Regions from separate parts of the Mus musculus genome. Here all the other regions are linked to region 3. The links are chromatin loops, found by intact Hi-C in ENCODE. Cell type or tissue: heart. All regions are shown on one strand. Links, peaks and the distances in the headings refer to the core of each region. The heading gives the core; the rest is flanking DNA.

Evidence for each region. Peaks named below come from ENCODE experiments on the same cell type or tissue, not always from the same donor. Only the 100,000 strongest peaks of a DNase experiment are listed, where the experiment ranks them.
Region 1: a loop joins it to region 3, with 2.1 times the contacts of the local background. A loop is called at or near these places in 3 of 42 quality-filtered maps.
Region 2: a loop joins it to region 3, with 2.2 times the contacts of the local background. A loop is called at or near these places in 3 of 42 quality-filtered maps.

What each region holds. Positions count from the first base shown.
Region 1 is chr1:52,487,206-52,493,467 of GRCm38, reverse strand. It overlaps Nab1 (Ngfi-A binding protein 1), which reads left to right. Exons shown (of 8, transcript NM_008667.3): 2 at 2,713-3,547. The coding sequence starts at 2,732. Among named protein-coding and RNA genes, the nearest start is that of Nab1, 10 kb to the left of the region's middle. In heart, for the core only: a CTCF peak has its summit at 3,475; no DNase peak of the experiment used is centred there.
Region 2 is chr1:53,293,613-53,299,874 of GRCm38, reverse strand. Pms1 (PMS1 homolog 1, mismatch repair system component) reads left to right here and starts at 2,847. Exons shown (of 13, transcript NM_153556.2): 1 at 2,847-2,989. Ormdl1 (ORM1-like 1 (S. cerevisiae)) reads right to left here and starts at 2,780. Exons shown (of 4, transcript NM_145517.4): 1 at 2,687-2,780; 2 at 723-903. The coding sequence starts at 896. In heart, for the core only: a CTCF peak has its summit at 2,734; a DNase peak (open chromatin) is centred at 2,824; H3K4me3 peaks cover 2,136 bases; H3K27ac peaks cover 1,367 bases.
Region 3 is chr1:52,841,788-52,848,049 of GRCm38, reverse strand. Hibch (3-hydroxyisobutyryl-Coenzyme A hydrolase) reads right to left here and starts at 3,012. Exons shown (of 14, transcript NM_146108.2): 1 at 2,906-3,012. The coding sequence starts at 2,940. In heart, for the core only: a CTCF peak has its summit at 2,792; a DNase peak (open chromatin) is centred at 3,119; H3K4me3 peaks cover 1,850 bases; H3K27ac peaks cover 1,857 bases.

The DNA of each region.
Region 1 (6,262 bases), core at 461-5,460, 350 kb after region 3:
CAGCCCCACACCCAGAAAATTCTATTCCCTAGCAAAGTAAGCCTTGAGCAGTGACTTTTTCTGCTCAGCTTCACATGGCACAGGCTGAGCTAGGCAGGTGAGCGGCACTATGTGGGCCCACGGGGAGAAACCGGTAAGGTTTAGAAACTCAGGGTTACCATCTAGTTAGCAACCAGCAGTCGAAAACAAATTCTGAATGAATTTCTTTCTGCTTTCAAAATTCGTCTTTTTAGGGCTGTGGTCCTTCTCACTGACTAAGTTGGTAGGGGTTGTATGCTTTGTTATCTTTAGGAAGCAGCACAAGTGAATGAGTCAATGGTTTCTTTTAAATCATGGGTTTTATGAAAAGGCCAGAGAGGAGGCGCTGCTCCTAGGTGTCTCGGAACAGCCGGGTGCAGTACCTTTTAGCTGAGTGGATTTATTGTATCGTCAATTCCTGGCGTACAATGGTGTATTAGGGCCCTTTGGTTCCCAATTCAGAGAGATACAGGTAGAGGCTGTTTCCGGCTAATTTAACCCTCATATTGAAGCATGAATAGTTTCAGATTTTTGTGAAACAGAAAATCTCAGAAGTTTTAAGTCAAATCAAGTTAAGGGATGAAGTGGTGGGTATTAAAAATATCCTAGCAGGATTTGAAGGAAGTTCACACAGTCTTCTAGGGGGAAGCTTGGGGAGAAACCTCCTTGCCCAGCTGTGAGGGTCAATCTTGAGAAAGGCTCTTGGGATTCCTTAGCGCGTCTGTCTTTCGTGTGCTATTCTGACTTTGGAAATGTACTGTTGTTCCCTTCATCCTTTACATTGTTAGCTTCCTTACCAGTCCACGAGGTCTCTGTCAAGAACTAGGAGGCTTGGTAACGCATATGAGAAAGGAGAAGACTTGGAAACTGCTGTTTTCTAAGCCCATTGCCTTACCCTAGAAAACTACAATCTAAGTTTGAGTCTTTGGGGTCCTAAGATTTTTTTATATTTTTTATTTGTCTAGTAAATACTCCCTCTTTTTTCACCCATTGATATAAAATGACTGAAAGATTCTGTTAATCTAAGTCTTGAACTGTTTCCTATATTCCATAATCAGGGAAACAAATATGGTAAATTAGTTTATCACTCAGTAAACTTTATAAAACCACGGTCCTCTTATGGAAAGGACTGTGTATATACATGCTTTTATGTGTGTGGATTTTTTTCTGTTCTAGTGTGAAAAGTACATAGAGCAGCTACCCAGGCGAATGATGAGAAAGTAAGCTTCTTTGCTTCTATCTAGACACTTCAGAAGTCCTTCTGATGGTCTTTAATATACAGTTAAACTTGGTCTACTTCTCAAGGCTATGTTTTGGGGCCTAGTCCGGTTAGGTGATAGATACAACCTAGGTCGTCCTCACTGAGGCGATTTAGATGGCTTTTACTCAGGGGACTGAGATGGAGCGACTGTGTCAGTAGACCCGAAGTCTTGAGACGCTCACAGAGCATGCAGGTTTTGTTGCCTCGATGTATAGAGTGAGAATCTTCTTGTACAGTTTGCCTCATTTGCCAAATCAAAAATCTCACACAGGAACTGAGGGTCTCAGGAAAGTGGTTTTCAAAGGCACACCAGGTGGTTTTTCCCCAGGTGTTAGCAGAAGCAATTGGGCACTCTCTCTATATATATTTTAATCTATGCCTGTGCTAGTCCATGTAAACAGAGAGCCATTGCCTCTATTGGAAGTTGGAGAAGGTTGGTAGTTGATCAAAATGTGGATAATTGAAAGGTCTTGGGAGATAGGACTACATTAGTGCTTAGAGTGATAGACTCTGTAGTGGAGTGGCCGAGATTGTGATTTTTGTAGCATTCTAGTTGGTGGCTTTCAAAACAAGTCCAGGCACGGTAACTTTCTGTTTTCCAGTGTACTCCTAGTATCTCTGCTTCTGTTGTCTCCACTCAGCTTCCTCCAGGCCAGCAGAGTTGGTCTTCCGTTTGCCTCCATGGTGTTCATGTGTTGCGCTTCTGTGGTTGTCTCATTTTAATCCATGGGTGCATTGCTTACAAGGTTGCTTTGCTTAATGGAAGTTCTTGGCCAGCACTCATTTCTGAGCTCATGGGAGTGTTGATAAGTGATAACCCTGCCTCTTCTGTATCCTACATGCCTAAATGATCACCGTTTCTCCCTCATTCCTTTACCCACCCAGCTCTAGTAGAACACCTGTTTTCTTATCTTCAGTTTACATTGGAATCTTTCACTGGCTAGATTTATAAATAACTCTGTCTTGGAGGGTTTACAGGAAGATTAGGCATACTAGTAGTATTCATTATGTTGCCTGTTACAAAATAACAGTTCAGTGAATGGTGATGTGTCTTAACTTCCTGCTGGTGAATAAAAATTCATCTTCGCCATCATGTCCATACCCTGAAGGGAAGAAAATGCAAAGATGAAAATATGGGATAAACCCTTTTTGAGCGTTGGTCTGAGTTCCTAGTTTGTGTTTAATAGCTGTTTTCCTTTGAAAATGTAGGTCAGTTTAGCAACCGATTTTCTGAGTTATGAAGAATAGAGCTGGATAAAGTATGTGTGTTGGGGGGTGCATCTTGAACTACCAGTTGCTTTGCAGATACTTTGTGTCTTGTTTTGCCCATGTTGCTTTCTAAATAATGAGATGTTGCTATCAAAATAATACAATGTTGCAAGCCATTTAAAAAGGTTGAAGAACATGTGATGAGTCTTTCCTTCTTTTTGTAGGTTAAGCCCATCCACAGTAATGGCCACAGCCTTACCTAGGACCCTGGGGGAGCTGCAGCTGTATAGAATATTGCAAAAAGCCAACCTGCTTTCTTACTTTGATGCCTTTATCCAACAAGGTGGTGATGATGTCCAGCAACTGTGTGAAGCTGGAGAAGAGGAATTTTTGGAAATAATGGCACTTGTGGGCATGGCAAGCAAGCCCCTTCACGTTAGAAGGCTTCAGAAGGCTTTGAGAGACTGGGTTACAAATCCTGGCCTTTTCAATCAGCCATTGACTTCACTTCCTGTCAGTAGCATACCCATCTATAAATTACCAGAGGGATCGCCAACATGGCTGGGGATATCCTGCAATAGTTATGAAAGGAGTAGCAGCTCCCGAGAGCCACATTTAAAAATCCCTAAATGTGCCGCCACCACCTGTGTGCAGAGCTTGGGTCAGGGCAAGTCAGAAGTGGGAAGTTTAGCACTGCAGAGTGTCAGCGATTCCAGACTCTGGCAAGGACATCATGCCACTGAAAGCGAGCATAGTCTCTCCCCAGCAGACCTGGGCTCCCCGGCCTCTCCAAAGGAAAGCAGCGAAGCCCTGGATGCTGCAGCTGCACTCTCTGTGGCCGAGTGTGTGGAGCGGATGGCCCCCACACTGCCCAAAAGTGACTTGAGTGAAGTGAAGGAGCTGCTGAAGAACAATAAGAAGTTGGCCAAAATGATCGGTCACATATTTGAGATGAGTGACGAAGACCCACACAAAGAGGAGGAGATTAGAAAGTACAGCGCCATCTATGGGCGATTTGACTCCAAAAGAAAGGATGGCAAACACCTTACATTGCATGAGGTAAGTAAGGAGCCTGGTGTATGTGTCCCTGTGTGTGTGTGTGTGTGTGTGTGTGTGTGTGTGTGTGTGTGTGTATAGGGGGGTGTGGTCAGGGTGGGAGATAGTGTTTGTGGTGTGTGTGTGTGTGTGTGTGTGTGTGTGGTGTTGGAGTGCATACTTGTGTTTGCTGCTGTCCACTGCAGGGTGCTGGTTAATGAGTTTCAGGGAGGAACACTACTAGAGCAGCCCTGAGAATGCTGAAGTGTAACAGCTCTGTTCTGAGCAGAGGCTGTTTATTGCCCTAGGGCTGCCTTCTGTTGAACTCAAACACATTTGAGTTTTAAAACTACAGTATAAGGTAGGTTTTAGAAACAGGCCAGAATTCAAGCAGTGAAGCATACCTTTTGTGTTTGCAATGTGATTTGTTTCTTAGTTAAGAAATAAACGGATTTTAAGAGTGGATCTTCATTTTAAAAACTTTCTTATTAACCTTTATTTAAAAAAAAGAAAAAAAGCAAACCATAAAATGACCAGAACATAAGGCAATTTCCAGCTAGTGTGAATAACAAAGTTGTGTTAGATGAAGGTTGGAATTGAGAGTGTAGCTTTGACTCTTGTTTTAGCTAAATGATTAGCATACAAAGGGCTCATTGTTTCATCTCCACAGCACTTTATCCAGAGTGTTCTGCTTAAGCGCACACACTCGTGAACATACATATACACACACACACACACTCACTCACTCACTCACGCCCCACCCCACCCCAAGCACACATCATTTGAGTATGTGCATACATCTTTGCGCTTTCTTGTTTTTTCTTGTTTGTCTGTGTGGCACCTGTCCTGATTATTCAATGCAGATAGAAGCTTGTCTTTGCTGTGATCTTTTCCTCAAAGTAGGACGTCACATCTATCTCCTTTTTCCCTTTTCATCATGTATCTCCTCCTGCCTCAGTAGCTCTAGAACACTTTGTTGTAATGTATTGCATCCTGGTCTGTCCTTTGCTGGATAATGTCTTTTTTTTTTCTTCCTAGAGTCTAATGTGTCCAGTGAGTGCGTAGAAACTGATTCATTTTCAGAAGTGAAAAAGACTTTCATAATGAGATTTTTAAAATAACCACATACCCTTTAGAAGAAAGGAGAAAACCTTCAGAAAAAATATTAGGTTGACTATAGTATTTCATTCAACATAATGTTTCTCTCCCCAGTCTTGTGCTTTAATATGGAAAGGAATATATATTCACTGTGAAGGTATTCTGACATAAAAAGATGTAAATTACTGACTTGTAAACTTTCACAGACTTATCTTTACATGGACAAACCTGAGTTCATGTTTCACAAACTGTTCTCCAGATCCCTTTGTTGGTGGTGAAACGCCATGCTGCCCCAGGGAGCTGCCTGGTTCATCTGTGCACGGCCTTATGGGCCGTTATTCATCATAACTCTTTCCAATGCTGTTTAGATTGTTCCCAGTTTAAAAAGCTTGTGCACTAGTGTGTGAATATTATAACACCCTTAACATTTTTTGTTGTTTTATAATTACGTCTGTGGCTCTACTGTGTAGGTATGTTCGTACCTGTAGAGGGCACAGGTGTCAGACCTCATGGAGCTGGGGTTCTAGGCAGCGGGAAGATCGAACAAGGGTCCTCTGCAAGAACACTATGCTCTTCTAACTATTGAGCCAGCCCCAATCATACATACCCTTTTATAGTCTTGTGCATATTCTTCTGCAGAATATATGCCAACATGTAAATTATGGGATCAAGGACTATGCAGATGTAATATTTCAGTCCACTGCTAATTGCTTCCAACTCGAATTCTAAAAAGCTAGAACCATGCCCCCATCATTGCTATGCAAATGTCTGTTTATCCACACTTGCTAGTAATGCATTTTACACTTTAATCTCTACCAGTCTCAGTGGATGGAAACTGAGACTCAGGTTTGCTTTTCCTTGTGAGGATGAGTTTCTTTTCCTATAACACATGATCAGGTTTTTTGTCCATAGAACTATTTTAGTAGTTCAGTTGTCTTTTGAAAAATTGACTGGTTCTGGGCATAATCCCAGCACTCAGGAGGCAGAGGCAGGCAGATCTCTGTGAGTTTGATAGTCAGACCCTTTCTGTCTCAAACCAAAGAAAACAAAGCAACAACAAAACAAAAACCAAAAACAAGTAAAACAAGAACTCCTTCTATTTTATGGACGCAAGCCCTTTGTCTTATAGAATACTGTTTCCCCCGTAGTCGTCCTTCCTTTGACAGTTGACTGGTTTATCACATGTGAGTTTGGTTTTACTCAGTCTTATCTGTTCATCTGATCCTGCAAGGTTCAGTTGACCTTTATATCCCTCACTCGGATAGACTCAATTCAACTGAGTTCCTTTACAGTACAGTGCAGTCTGTTGCACAGAAAAACACATATTTCTTTATTATTCTTGCTTTTCTGGTTTTCTTTGTTTTGGTTTTCTTTTTATGGTTTTGTTAATCTTATACATTTTTCTTCCAAATAAAATTCTTGGTACATTTATCAAGTTTCTAAAAGAAGTGTTATTTTGACTAGAAATGTTTTATGTGTAAGTTAACTTGGTAAGAGATGTCATATTTATAGTAATGGAACCTATAGGTTAGTACAGTATATGTTTTTTCCTATTAGATTTCCTATTAATTACATTAGTAATTAATTTTATATTTCTTTTAGTTACCTAATTACATAGGTGATTAATTTTATATTTCTTTT
Region 2 (6,262 bases), core at 408-5,407, 450 kb before region 3:
ACAGATAGAAACTGAAAATACAGGTAGGTGGAATGATCTGGATAGAATATACAGCATAAAGAGAATCAGAGAAAAGGACCAGAAGAGATTACTAATATTAAAGGGCAGATAAAAGGAAGACTGGACAGGAGGAAAAAGAGAAGACAACCAGAGGTATACCTAGGACAAAGTGATCCCACAGAAGCCAAAATAAGAGTTCTGGTCAAAAGGAGGTGACTAGGTTTCTAGTCAAGCATTTCTAGAAACCACTATTCAAACTATGCACCAAGTACTGTGGGTGTGCACCTTTAGTCCCACTTACTTGGGAAGATGAGAGGGGATGGTTACTTGAGCCAAGGATTTCAAAGCCATCCTGGGCATCATGGTGAGATATTCACCTCCTCTTTGTCTCTAAGGCAGGGCCTCTCTGTGCAGTCTTCCTTTTCCTGACCACGTAGACCTTGTTATGTAGACCGAGCTGTCCTTGAACTTACAGAGATCCACCTTCCTCAGAACTGAAGAGCAGCGTGCTGTCCAAACACCACTAACGTTATAGGTTTGATTGACAATGTGTTAAATACCTTTGTGCTGTTAGGAACCACCAGTAACTTATCTCCACTTTTCTCATCTTTCCAAACTGAAGCTCTGTACTCAGTCAATGGTGTCTCACTGCTTCCTTCTCCTTAACTCCCTGACAGACAATCTTAGAGCTCTCCATACTGAAAAGAAGATGGAGTTCTTACCAGATTATGTATTATGTTGGTTAAGGTCCAGGCAACAGGAACACTGCAGAAGGGGATGCTGAGTAATACAATATGAAGCAGGCCAACTCCCAACGCATATGTCAGCCACATACCACGGCTGTTCATTACACGAGTATTGGGGTTTACCTCACTGTGGGCAACTCCAACATTCATGTTTGCTCTGCAGGAAAGAAAGAAATCAACAGTGCCATAGCTGGAAACCTAAACACCCACATTCTGACATGACAAAATGTTACTTCAATTTTCTCCCCTTCTCACTCTGAACACACAGACCCCCAAAATCTGCCTTCTACAGAGGTCAGCGCAAGCAATAAACTATCAGTGCCGGCTGTCACTACTGTTAGGTAGACAAAGCTTATTTGTATGGCTTCTTTTTCCAAAGCTTGTTTTCTAGCCTGTCAATTTAACTAGATGGAATAATAGGAAAGAAAGCTCAAACTGGATCCAGGTGTGTTGGTTCAGTTCTGTAATCCCAGCATTCAAGAGGATTGCCAAAATCTGAGGTCAGCCTAGCCGAATAGCAATACCCTATTTCAAAATTCTTTAAAAAAAGAAAAAATTACATATATGTAAAATGTAAGCAGAGTGAGAGCCAGGAGCTAAATATATAATTGTTCAAGTTAGCAGTTTCACTGCGATGTTTCAATATATGCCTATACCATGTTTCTAGTGTATCCCCTCTCCTGCTCTCTCCACTCCCCTTCCCGTGGCAGTCTAGCCCATTTTGTATTTTCAGGTCATCTTTTTGTTTTCTTTTATGAGCTTTCCGCATACTACTTTTATTTCTCTGTGGAGCTAGTTTTGTCAAATATAATAATCACCAATAAAATAGTATTTTAAAAAGATGTGTGTGTGTGGGGGTGGGGGGACAGAACTGGCTCAACCAGTCTGAGTGGCAAGATGCTAACATGTAATGGAACATTTTAGCCATAGTCAGAGGTCAAAAGCATTTTGCTTTGATCTCCCTCTCTCTTGAAACAAGGTTTCACTGTATAGGTTGGTCAGGCTGTCCTCATTTTCACAGGTATCCTCCTGTAGAGTAGAGGGATTACAAGTGTATAAGCCACTAATGCCTGGCTGTGTGCCCCCATTTGAATAGTGAACCTAGAAATAACAAGCTGTTGATGTAAAATGAAAAATTTATAGGGTTAGGGGTTCAAATTTGTACCACAACTAGGTTAAAGTCATGAATCTTTCTCAATATTTCTTTAGCCAAACTCTCTACTTATTTATTTATTTACCTCCGCGCGCCCCCACCCACCCGCTTACTCCTTTTATGTTCAGGAAGAAACACTAAGTATTAGTATTTCTAGTATTAGTACTCAATTGTCGTGAGCATACAGTTTTGGGGGGGCCTAAGAGTTTACTTTGTTACAATCAAACTGAAATGGGTGTTGTCTGAGAGAAGGAAATGCGCTAGAATACATTTCAGCTTCTATTCAAAGATACCTAAAATCCTTTCTATTGCAGTGTTTGAAGAAAGGAATTTCACCCGGCTACGCAAGTGTTTCTGGAGTGTAATGTTCTTTCGGCTTCTCAAGATGTATGGAACAGGCAGTGATGAAAGTTACACTAAGGGAGAGTCTCGCGTAAATTTTGCTTCTATAATAACCAAGTACCTATAATGCACTTTTAAAGCTTAATAGTTCGAACATCCCACACAACGTAAAAAATTAAAAACCCAAACCCGCTGGAAAGAGCCTCACATTGCCACCTATGCTAGATTAGAAACCCTTTCTCAGCAGGTTGTGCCGCAAAGGCTTCGCTACCCGGCCCTCCCCGCCCGCGCACACCCACCGCCCCAGTCGCGGCTGCACTTCCGCGGCGCGCCGACCACCTGCGGACACCTAGGGTGCACAGCGCGAGCCCCGGAGGCAGCAGGAACCTGCTCTGCCGCAGGCCTTCTGGGCCGTGCCGCAGCTCTAGGAAGCCTTCGAGCTTACCGGCCGCCAGCTCCTGGCTGGTCACAGGACAATTCCCGCGGCAGCCACAGTAGGTCCTCTGGCTAGAGCTACTGGTGCGCCCCACCGCTTCCGGAAGGCTGCCAAGCTGCTCTAGCGAGCAGCCGATTGGCTGCCAGCCGCGCCAATCCCACTTCCTGCTGTGGGCGGGCCTTAGAGGAGCGCGAGCGCGGGTCCTGCTGAGCGCAGCCGTGCTTCGGTCCGAAGGACGTCCAGCGAAGTAGGCCGTGCAACTCAGGGTTTGCTGAGTGCTTGCCGCTGTGGGTGGTGAATGCGCGCTAGAAGGTAGTGTCACCGCGAACGAGCGTGCCCGGTGATGCTCGGGGAGGCTGAAGGCGCCTCCCGGGGCTAGGTGCGGATTTGCGGGGCTCGCGCGCACGCGTTTCAAGCCTCTGGGCTGGCTCGGCAGTAGTTGGAGCTCAGACCCTTGGGGTTCAAGGTGGGAAAGTTTTGTCTTGCTAGAGAGTGTAGCGGCTTGTAGCACTGTGCGTTGTCTCACACAAAAAGGTATTAATTTGTGGTTATTCCCAATGAAGACAGTGTACATCCTGAAGAGATGTGAATACCAGAAGTTCATCTCTATGAGGAAGGGGAGGAAAAAAAGATTTGATTAATCCATTCTCTTTCTAAATCATCTTTGAAAGTACTTTTTTTTTTTTAACCTTGGTGATTTGTATTTATAAAACTTTGTGAGTTTTATTTCAGAAATAACTCTGAAAAACATTTTAAAGTTGACAGAATGCTTGCGTGCGTGTGTGTGTGTGTGTGTGTGTGTGTGTGTGTGTAGGTATCTTTTATTTGTGTTGGTTCTGTGTGATGGTTGGGTTGGATTTATTCTGTTGTAAAATTTGCTGTTTTCTCCCTAAAATCCAAGCTCTCTAATCTTTTTGCTTTTGTAGATCAGTTTCTCTTTCTGATCACAGCATACTTCCAGGACTGTTGATTGGCTTCAGTAAACATGACTTCTTTTCTAACACTAGGACTGTTCCAACAGTAGGATTGTCCTCACTAGGTATGAATTCTTTTCCCACACTCCATGTGTTGTGTGCTGGAACATCAACCCTCTGGCTTTTCAGAGGAGGTCTTTAAGTGCACACCCCTTAATAATATGCCACATTCCTGAATATGTTTTCAATATACATTCACTGCCCTCAAAGCAATATGAGCCAGAGAGGAAGGGACAGATAAATAAAATAGCCATTTATGAGTTTGAATTAAAAAAACGAAGGGATGCCTAATCTCTTGGGAGATTGGAATATGGAAAAAGAGTTTTGGGAACTGACACAAGACATCCCAGAAAAATGTCATGTGGCCCAGGAAATCCTACCACATCTAGGTAAAGAGAGCCACATTGTAGTGTGACCAGATTAGTACTGTGTGTACATTTGGAAAATGGGATGAAATTAGAGAGATAGGGTAGTAGGGAATTTGGACTTAACATACTTAGCAGTTGAAAAATCTTAAAAATTTAAAGTAGGATAGCAAAGATACTTTAATTATAGAAACAACTTACAAATATTTAAATCCATATATCAATTTGGTAGTTATTGGAGTCGTTCAGAGGAGAAATACTAAGGGGCTGACCAGAAGTGGTATTAGGAAGAATGCTCTAAGAAACTCAGGAAGGAGCAGGTGCCATGTATATGGTGGGAATTCTTACAGTATTGTTGAGATTTCTAACTTGCTTGCTTGGAAAGTATTGAGGTGTGGCCTTCTGAGCCAAAATATGCATATGTCTTAGAAATATGGTAATCTTCTGCAAGTTAACAAGATTTTCCATTCCATTGTAATAGATGTGTAATGTGTGTAGAGGAATATAAAAGATAGTACATGAAGTTCCTATGTTGGCTATTAATTTTATTACCAAGCAAATCATAGAGAAAAAGCGATTCTGAGATAGAATAATATTTATCTTGTCTTTTAGGTCATCTAAGTATGATATTTAGAAGGAAGATAAATAAGACCCTGGAATCCAGAAATTGATAGGAGGTACACTAGATCAGAGGATGTACTGGCTGTTTTCATGTGTCAACTTGACACAAGCTAGAGTCATCAGAGGAAAGAGCCTCAATTGAGAAAATGGCTCCATAGGATGCAGTTGTAAGTCATTTTCTCAATTAGTGATCAGTGAGGGAGGGCCCAGCACACTGTGGGTGCTGTCCAATATCATCATCCCTAGACTGATGATCCTGAGTTCTATAAGAAAACAGGATGAGCAAGCTAGGGGAAGCAAGCCAGGAAGCAGCACTCCTCCATGGCTTCTGCATCAGCTCCTACCTCTAGGTTCCTGCCCGCCTTAAGTTCCTGTGCTGACGTCCAGTGATGGACTGTTGGACTGTGATCTAGAAGTATGAGCCAAATAAACCCTTTCCTCCCAACTTTCTTTTTGGTCATGGTGTTTCATGGAAGCAATAGAAACTTTAACTAAGACAGGGGATGAATTGGAGGTTAGGAGGTCCACTGGGCTGGGGGATGATATGATATACAGGCCAGTTTAAAAGTAAACCTATAGTGGAACTTGAGACCCTGGCAATTTGCTGAGAGGGCAGGCACTTAGTTTAAAATTATTCTTAGTGTTCCTGCATTAATCATGGACTGGTTACCAGGAATAAAATACTGAACTTGCTTCTTTTTTTTTTTTTTCATTCAGAGATATACTGTATGATTCCTTGTACTCAAAAAGCTATGTAGTTGAGGATAAGGTTTTGACAAACATCCTCTGCATGATGCAAGACAAGTACTTAAAGAGTATGGGAGAGAGAAGGGTTATTCTGGTGGGTAATCAGAAAGGATTCTTGTGACGGATATTGTAACTGATTGATTAAGAGGAAGCTGGGTGCTGGGGTTACCAAAAGAGTTAATAACAAAGGAAAATGGAGTTCTTGACTGACTGTGGTGACCACCAATACTAATGTATTATTTAGAGACAGCAAGGCTAAGTGGAAAGGATGAGGGAGGCAAGATGGTAAGGTCTATTTTACAACTACTCACCTGAGGGAGCAGTGGCAAGTATTGTTAGAAATGCCTGTCATGTGGCCATACAGATTTATGTTGGGAGATGGTCATATTCCTTGGAAGAAAACCAAGAAAACACAAAGACATCAGAGACAGATGGATACAACTGTCTGGGAAGTGAACAGAATGGTCCCTCACTAGGGACATAGATATGGTCCCTCACTAGGGACATAGCAACAGTAAAGTGCTTGCCCTGTGTGACCCTTGGTTTGATTCTAAATACCAAAACAAAGAAAAAAATCAACATAGGTCCCAAGGAAAGGGATTAGCCTCTGCAGAGGTGATTGTTGAACTCAGGCTTGTGGAAAGGTATGTACAGTGTGTTCTGTTTGGCAACTGTTTTAGAAAGGATTTGGTGGAAGGGAATGTGTAACACTAGATACAGGTACTTCCTCAAGTTTGGTCACAGAAAAGGAGAAAATTGCTGTCTTAAGAGGGCTAAGGGAGAGCCGGATGTGGTGGCGCACACCTTTTATCCCAGCACTGGGGAGGCAGAGGCAGGCAGATTTCTGAGTTCGAGGCCAGCCTGGTCTACAAAGTGAG
Region 3 (6,262 bases), core at 797-5,796:
TGGGAGGGTGGGAGAAATAGCTAACAGTAGGAGGCTACAGGCCCTACCAAAATGATGCTGGGTGCTTGTTTCCTGCTGCATCATTCACAACAGCAAACAAATGGAAGCAGCCTAGACAGCCATCAATAACTCAGATAAAGGAGACTGTGGCACATGGGCACAACAGAAATTGAGAGCAGGAAAGCCATGACATTGGCAGGAAAGCAGGAACTGGAAGTTACCATGTGTCTTAGTTAGGGTTTCTATTGCTGTGATGAAACATCAAGACCAAAAGCAACTTGGGGAACAAAGGCTTTATTTGGCTTACACTTTCCTATCACTGAAGGAAGACAAAGACAGAGTAGGAACTCAAACTGGACAGGAACCTGGAGGCAAGAGCTGATGAACAGGCCAGGTAGGAGTGCTGCTTATGGGCTTGTCATGGCATATTCATGACAAGCATGCTTTCTTCTAACACCCCAGACCACCTGGACAGGGATGTCACCATCCATAAAGAGCCAGGCCCTCCCACGTAAATCACTAGTTAAGAAAATGCCCTACAGGATTACCTAAAGCCCCCTCAGATGGAGGCATTTTCTGAACTGAAATTCCCTCCTCTAAGATGATTCCAGCTAGTATCAAGTTGGCATGAAAGCTAGTCAGCACACTATGTTAAGCAATGTATCCCAGGCTCAGACAAATACAGCATGTCTGTGGATGCTAGAGAGAGAGAGAGAGAGAGAGAGAGAGAGAGAGAGAGAGAGAGAGAGAGAGAGAGAGATTGATGGTAAGTGTAGGTCATTAAACTAAAACAGGACCATGAGAGCAGAAAAGGATCTCTTAAGGGAAGGCTACAGGATGGTAGGGAGGGAATGAGAGTAAAAGACCAAAGTGCCATGAAGCAGAAGAGCTAGGGAGTAGAGGAGGAGGGCTGACCAGCACACTGACAGCCAGGGGAGGAGAGTGGGGATAGAACCAACAACAGAAACACAGAAACAGTGTGTACAGAACTGCCACAATGAAACTCATAGCTTAGTATCCAACAAAAGACAAAAATGAGTGATAGAGATCATTTAGAGATCTAGCTGACATATAATTGAATTCAATTGCATTTGAAGTACAATTGAAGCATTCGGCATAGGACTCAGAATAATCAACTATACAATACATTTGAAAGTTCTCTTCTTAAAGAAATGCTGTTGAGACAGAGAAAACCACCCAACTGCTAAACTGGCACTGCAATGTTAGGAACACAGGACAGCACCAGAGGAGCAAAGGAAGGCTAAGTTCAATGGCATTAGCCAATCACATCAACCAAGGCACACCCGCCCCTTTCCTTCCAGAAACTCTCCGGATCTCCCTCCAGGTTTGTGGAATCCGCTCCTCTTGACTGCATGACCTTGTCTCCAATCCCTTTTGCTATCCCAGGACTGGATCTAGGAAAGGGAGACCTCAGATCAGTACTGTCCAATTTGGTCCTGGCACTTTACATGTTGAAATGTGGAGTGAAATAGGGACAAGCTGAACCACAGTAATGACAGAATCTTTCTAGATGAAGTTAACTTTGTTAATATACATGCCTCTAAATTATTGTTCCCAAATAATTTAGAATTTGCCATCATCAAGAAGCAACAACAATGATTATGTGAGCAGATGCTATTATTCACCACAAAAGAAAAAAGAGAAGCAAGGCAACTTCTACATGTAACAAAAATACCTGAGTATCGTTGGTGCTTTCTGCTAAAAAGGCACTATTCTTTTTAAGATGTTTTGTTTTGTTCTGTTTTTTGAGACAGGACTTCTCTGTGTAGCCTTGGCTATCCTGGAACTCACTCTATAGACCAGGCTGGCCTTGAACTTAGAAATCCCTGCCTCTATCTCCCAAGTACTGGGATTCAAGGCGTGCGCCACCATGCGCGGCTTAAGATGTGTTTTTAACTATGTATATATGTATGCCCATGTAAGTACAAGTGTCCAATGGATCCAGAAGAAACTATCAGATTCCTTGGAGACGGAGTTAAAGGTAGTTATGAGCCACACGGGAAGCAGAACTTTGTCCTCTTAGCCAGTCCTTTAAGAGCAGTATAGGCTCTTAAAACCGCGGAACCATCTCCCTAACTCCACTGGTAACTACTCATTTAGAACTAAGAAACATTCTATGCCTTTGCAGGAACCTTCCACAACAGACTGTAAGGCATAAGAAACGTGCAGACGGAACAAGGGTGCGTTCCACGTCTGAGATGCTCCTAGACTGCACAGATGTCTAACAGCACACATTTCATCGCCCAAAAGTACTTCAGTGAAGAGTTCCACAGGGGGGAAATTGAAGTTTTTGCGTATGGTACTGGGGAAAAGGAATTACACTAGCCAAAGCTCCTAAAATGGGTGCTACCACATTTCCTTCTGCCAAGGTCCGATTGCAGTGAGAGACACTCTTAGAAAGTTAATATCTGCACTGCTCCGGTCAAGCCACGCTAAATGGTCACAACATTATTCTGTGAGTTCCAATTGCCTGCGCTGCTACTACTGCTAGCTGAAATAATCAAGTTCCTTACCCGGAGCCCAGGTACACAACCTGTCATTTCTGTGTGACTTAAGAAAATACCCTACACAGTAAATCAGGTGGCACGTCCCCACACAGCGCCCAGTTCCAAGAAAGAAAATAAATAGGAGACAAACGGAGGGGGGAGAAAGTTGTGGGACGTCAAGGCCTAACAGATGCTAGAGGACGGAAAATGAAGGTGCTGTTGCAAGAAAAAGAGCAAAGTCAGAGGACGCATGTCGTTGCGATCGCCGCTGAGGTCGCCGCGGGGCAGCAAAGCAGAGGCTGCCATACAAAGGCGACTAGATCTGCGAGACCTGCGGGGACACTTGTGAGCCTTTTCCCCCAAGCCGGCCCTTAGCTCTGCCTTGCTCACCAACTCACCTCGACAGGAGCCGCCACGCATATGGCTGCCCCATGGCCTAAAAACCCAAGAGCAGAAGAAGCAGAGTGTAGTGGTTCCACCGGCTCTGGTAGTTAGACCCGCCCACAGCCCCGCCCACAGCCGATGAGAGCAGAGGAGAGCCGGGGTCACTGATGACAAGTCCTCCGGTGGGCCAGAGCGGCCCAACGCCTACACTTCCGCTGCGCTACGCTCACGGGCCCGGCCGGGCGGGGCGGGGCGGGGCAAAACAGGAGCAGTTAGGAAACCAGCAAGAGCAGTGGGCAGGGCCACACTAGACAGGGCCAGGCCGGGTAAAGGTGGGGCGGGTCCTGGCTAGGGGCGTTAACTAGTGAGGGGAGGAGGAAGAGGAGGAGCCAAGACGAAAGCTGAGAGGTGAGTAACCAAAGCAAAGAGAAAAGTAGAAAAACTTATTTATAATAGCCAGAAGCTGGAAAGAAGCCAGATGTCCTTCAACAGAGGAATGGAGATAGAAAATGTAGTACATTTACACAATGGAGTACTACTCCGCCATTAAAAACAATGACTTCATGAAATTCTTAGGCAAATGGATGGAACTAGAAAGTATCAATCCTGAGTAAGGTGACCCAATCACAAAAGAACACACAGTATGGATATGAGCCCAAAGGCTCGGCAAGATACAATTCACCGACCACAAGAAGCTCAAGAAGAAGGAAGACCAAAGTGTGGGTGCTTTGGTCCTTCTTAGAAGAGGAAATAAAATACCCACAGGAGGAAATACAGAGGCAAGTGTGGAGCAGAGACTGAAGGCAAGGCCATCCAGAGAATGCCCCACCTGGGGATCCATTCCATATATAGTCACCAAACCCAGAGACTTTTTATTGTAGGTGCCAACAAGTGCTTGCTGACAGGCGCCTGATACAGCTATCTCCAGAGAGGCTCTGTCAGAGCCTGACAAAGAGGTGGATGCTCACAGTCAACTATTGGACTGAGCACAGGGTCTCCAATGGAGGAGTTAAAGAAAGGAATGAAGGAGCTGAATTGGTTTGCAACTCCATAGGACAAACAACAATATCAACCAACCAGAACCCCCAGAGCTCCCAGGGACTAAACCACCAACCAAAGAGTACACATGGAGGGACCCATGGCTCCAGGTGCATATGTAGCAGATGATGGCCTTGTCAGGCATCAATGGGAGGAGAGGCCCTTGGTCCTGTGAAGGCTGGATGCCCCAGTGTAGGGGAATGCCAGGATGGGGAAGCCAGAGAGGGGGGTTGGTTGGTTGGGGGAGCATTGTCACAGAAGCAGGGGGAAGGGGGAGGGGATAGGAGGTTTCCATAGGAGAAGGAAAGGAAGAGAGGGGATAACATTTGAAATGTAAATAAAGAAAATATCTAATAAGAAATTTCAAAAACCTTTAAATATAATTTTTTTACTACCACATTTAATGTAAAAAGATTGCATTGCCTTTTCTTTGTAATATTGAGAAACAATAAATACGGTAGTGGTTTTTACTTTAAAAAATGGAAAGGAAAGGAGTTTGCTCCCTAGACTAGGCTGTCTTGAAATGCCCAGTTGATTATCTATGTTTGGCTTTTAAGTTTAATCAGCAGGTATTAATTGATCTGAAGGAGTTTGTGTAATTTTTTTTTTTTTTTTGGTTTTTTGAGACAGGGTTTCTCTGTATAGACCTGGCTGTCCTGGAGCTCACTTTGTAGACCAGGCTGGTCTCGAACTCAGAAATCCACCTGCCTCTGCCTCCCGAGTGCTGGGATGAAAGGCATGTGCCACCATGCCTGGCTGTGTAATTTTAATAATTTTTTAATGAAAAGGTAAATTTAAACCAGACCCGATGACACACACCTATAATTCCAGCACTCAGAAACCTGAAACAGAATGGTCACCTGGGCTACACAGCAAGACCCTGTCTAGGAAAACTAAGTAAATTAAATGTTCTTTGAGTCAGAAACATATGAGATGCATTTGACATTGAGGAAAGACCAGAGTTTAGTACTCTACATAGCTGAACTTGCTTCGAAACATTGCTAATTATCTTCAGAAAAGTTACAGATCCCTCAGTCTTCCTCTGAGACAAAATATCTGATTAAGAGAATGCTCACAAACTAGAAATATCAGTGAAAACATACCTGTTCTGGAAAGCAGCTTATTAAATAAACCCCATATTTAACTGTCCACTGTGGTGATTTGAACATACTTGGCCCAAAGGAGTGGCACTATTTGGACGTGTGGCCTTGTTGGAGTAGGTGTAGCCTTGTTAGAGGAACTGTGTCATTGTGGGCTGGGCTTTAAGACCCTTGTCCTAGCTGCTTGGAAGCCAGTCTTCCAAACAAGGTATTGAACTTTCAGCTTCTCCTGCACCATGCCTGCCTGGACGTTGACATACTCCCACCTTGATGATAGTGGCCTGAACCTCTGAACCTGTAAGTCATCCCCAATTGAATGCTGTCTTTATAAGAGTTGCCTTGGTCATAGTGTCTAATCACAGCAGTAAAACCCTAACCAAGACACCCACTACTCTTGAGTTTCTTCTAGATTCATACAGATGTCTAGCTGTAAGCACATCAACAAAAACGTGTTGGCATATTAATAGTAAATGAGGGAATCTGAGAAGAGTTTCAGAGTGAAAAATTAAAGGGGTGTTTGTCATCCACTGAAGTATACCCTGACCTTAAAGAAGTTATTCTTAGTCTTTGGCATATTGTAAGATACTTGATCAGAAATGATCTTTCTGTCCTGGACCAAATATAATAGTGGCTAGAGAACAGAGGAAGCCAACAGACACCATACAAGTGGAAGACACAAAGAATTCCTGACCTGCAGTTAGTCCTCGAATAGGTACAAGTGGTTGCCATTTGGCTTCACAGTCAAAAGGCATCGTGTCCTATTCACTCAGGGAAGGAATGAATCTGTTAGCCTATGCAGCAGCATATGTTACTGGAAAGATGAACTTTTATATTGTAGCTAGAGCCAAACCATCTTTTTCCTGACTTCATGTGAAAGGGGTCTGTGCTTCGCAGTCTTCATGCTTAGAGGGGCCCTATTTTGACTTAATTCTCTGCCATTGAAACTTTTCCTTATTTATTTATTTCTTTACTTATTTTATTGTGTGTATCTATACACATTCAAGTCCAATGGTTTATATGGAGAGGTCAGAGAACAACTTGCAGGAATTGACTCTCTCCTCCCACCATTTGAGTCTCAGGGATGAACTCAAGTTGTCGGGCTTTACTCAGTTGTGTGCCTTTACCCAGTGAACTATCTTGAAAGCCTCTAATAATTTCCTAGGAAAGGATCATGTCGTTTCACTTTGTACATTAAGAAATCAGTCCAACACTCAGCATTACTACTGATTGTAT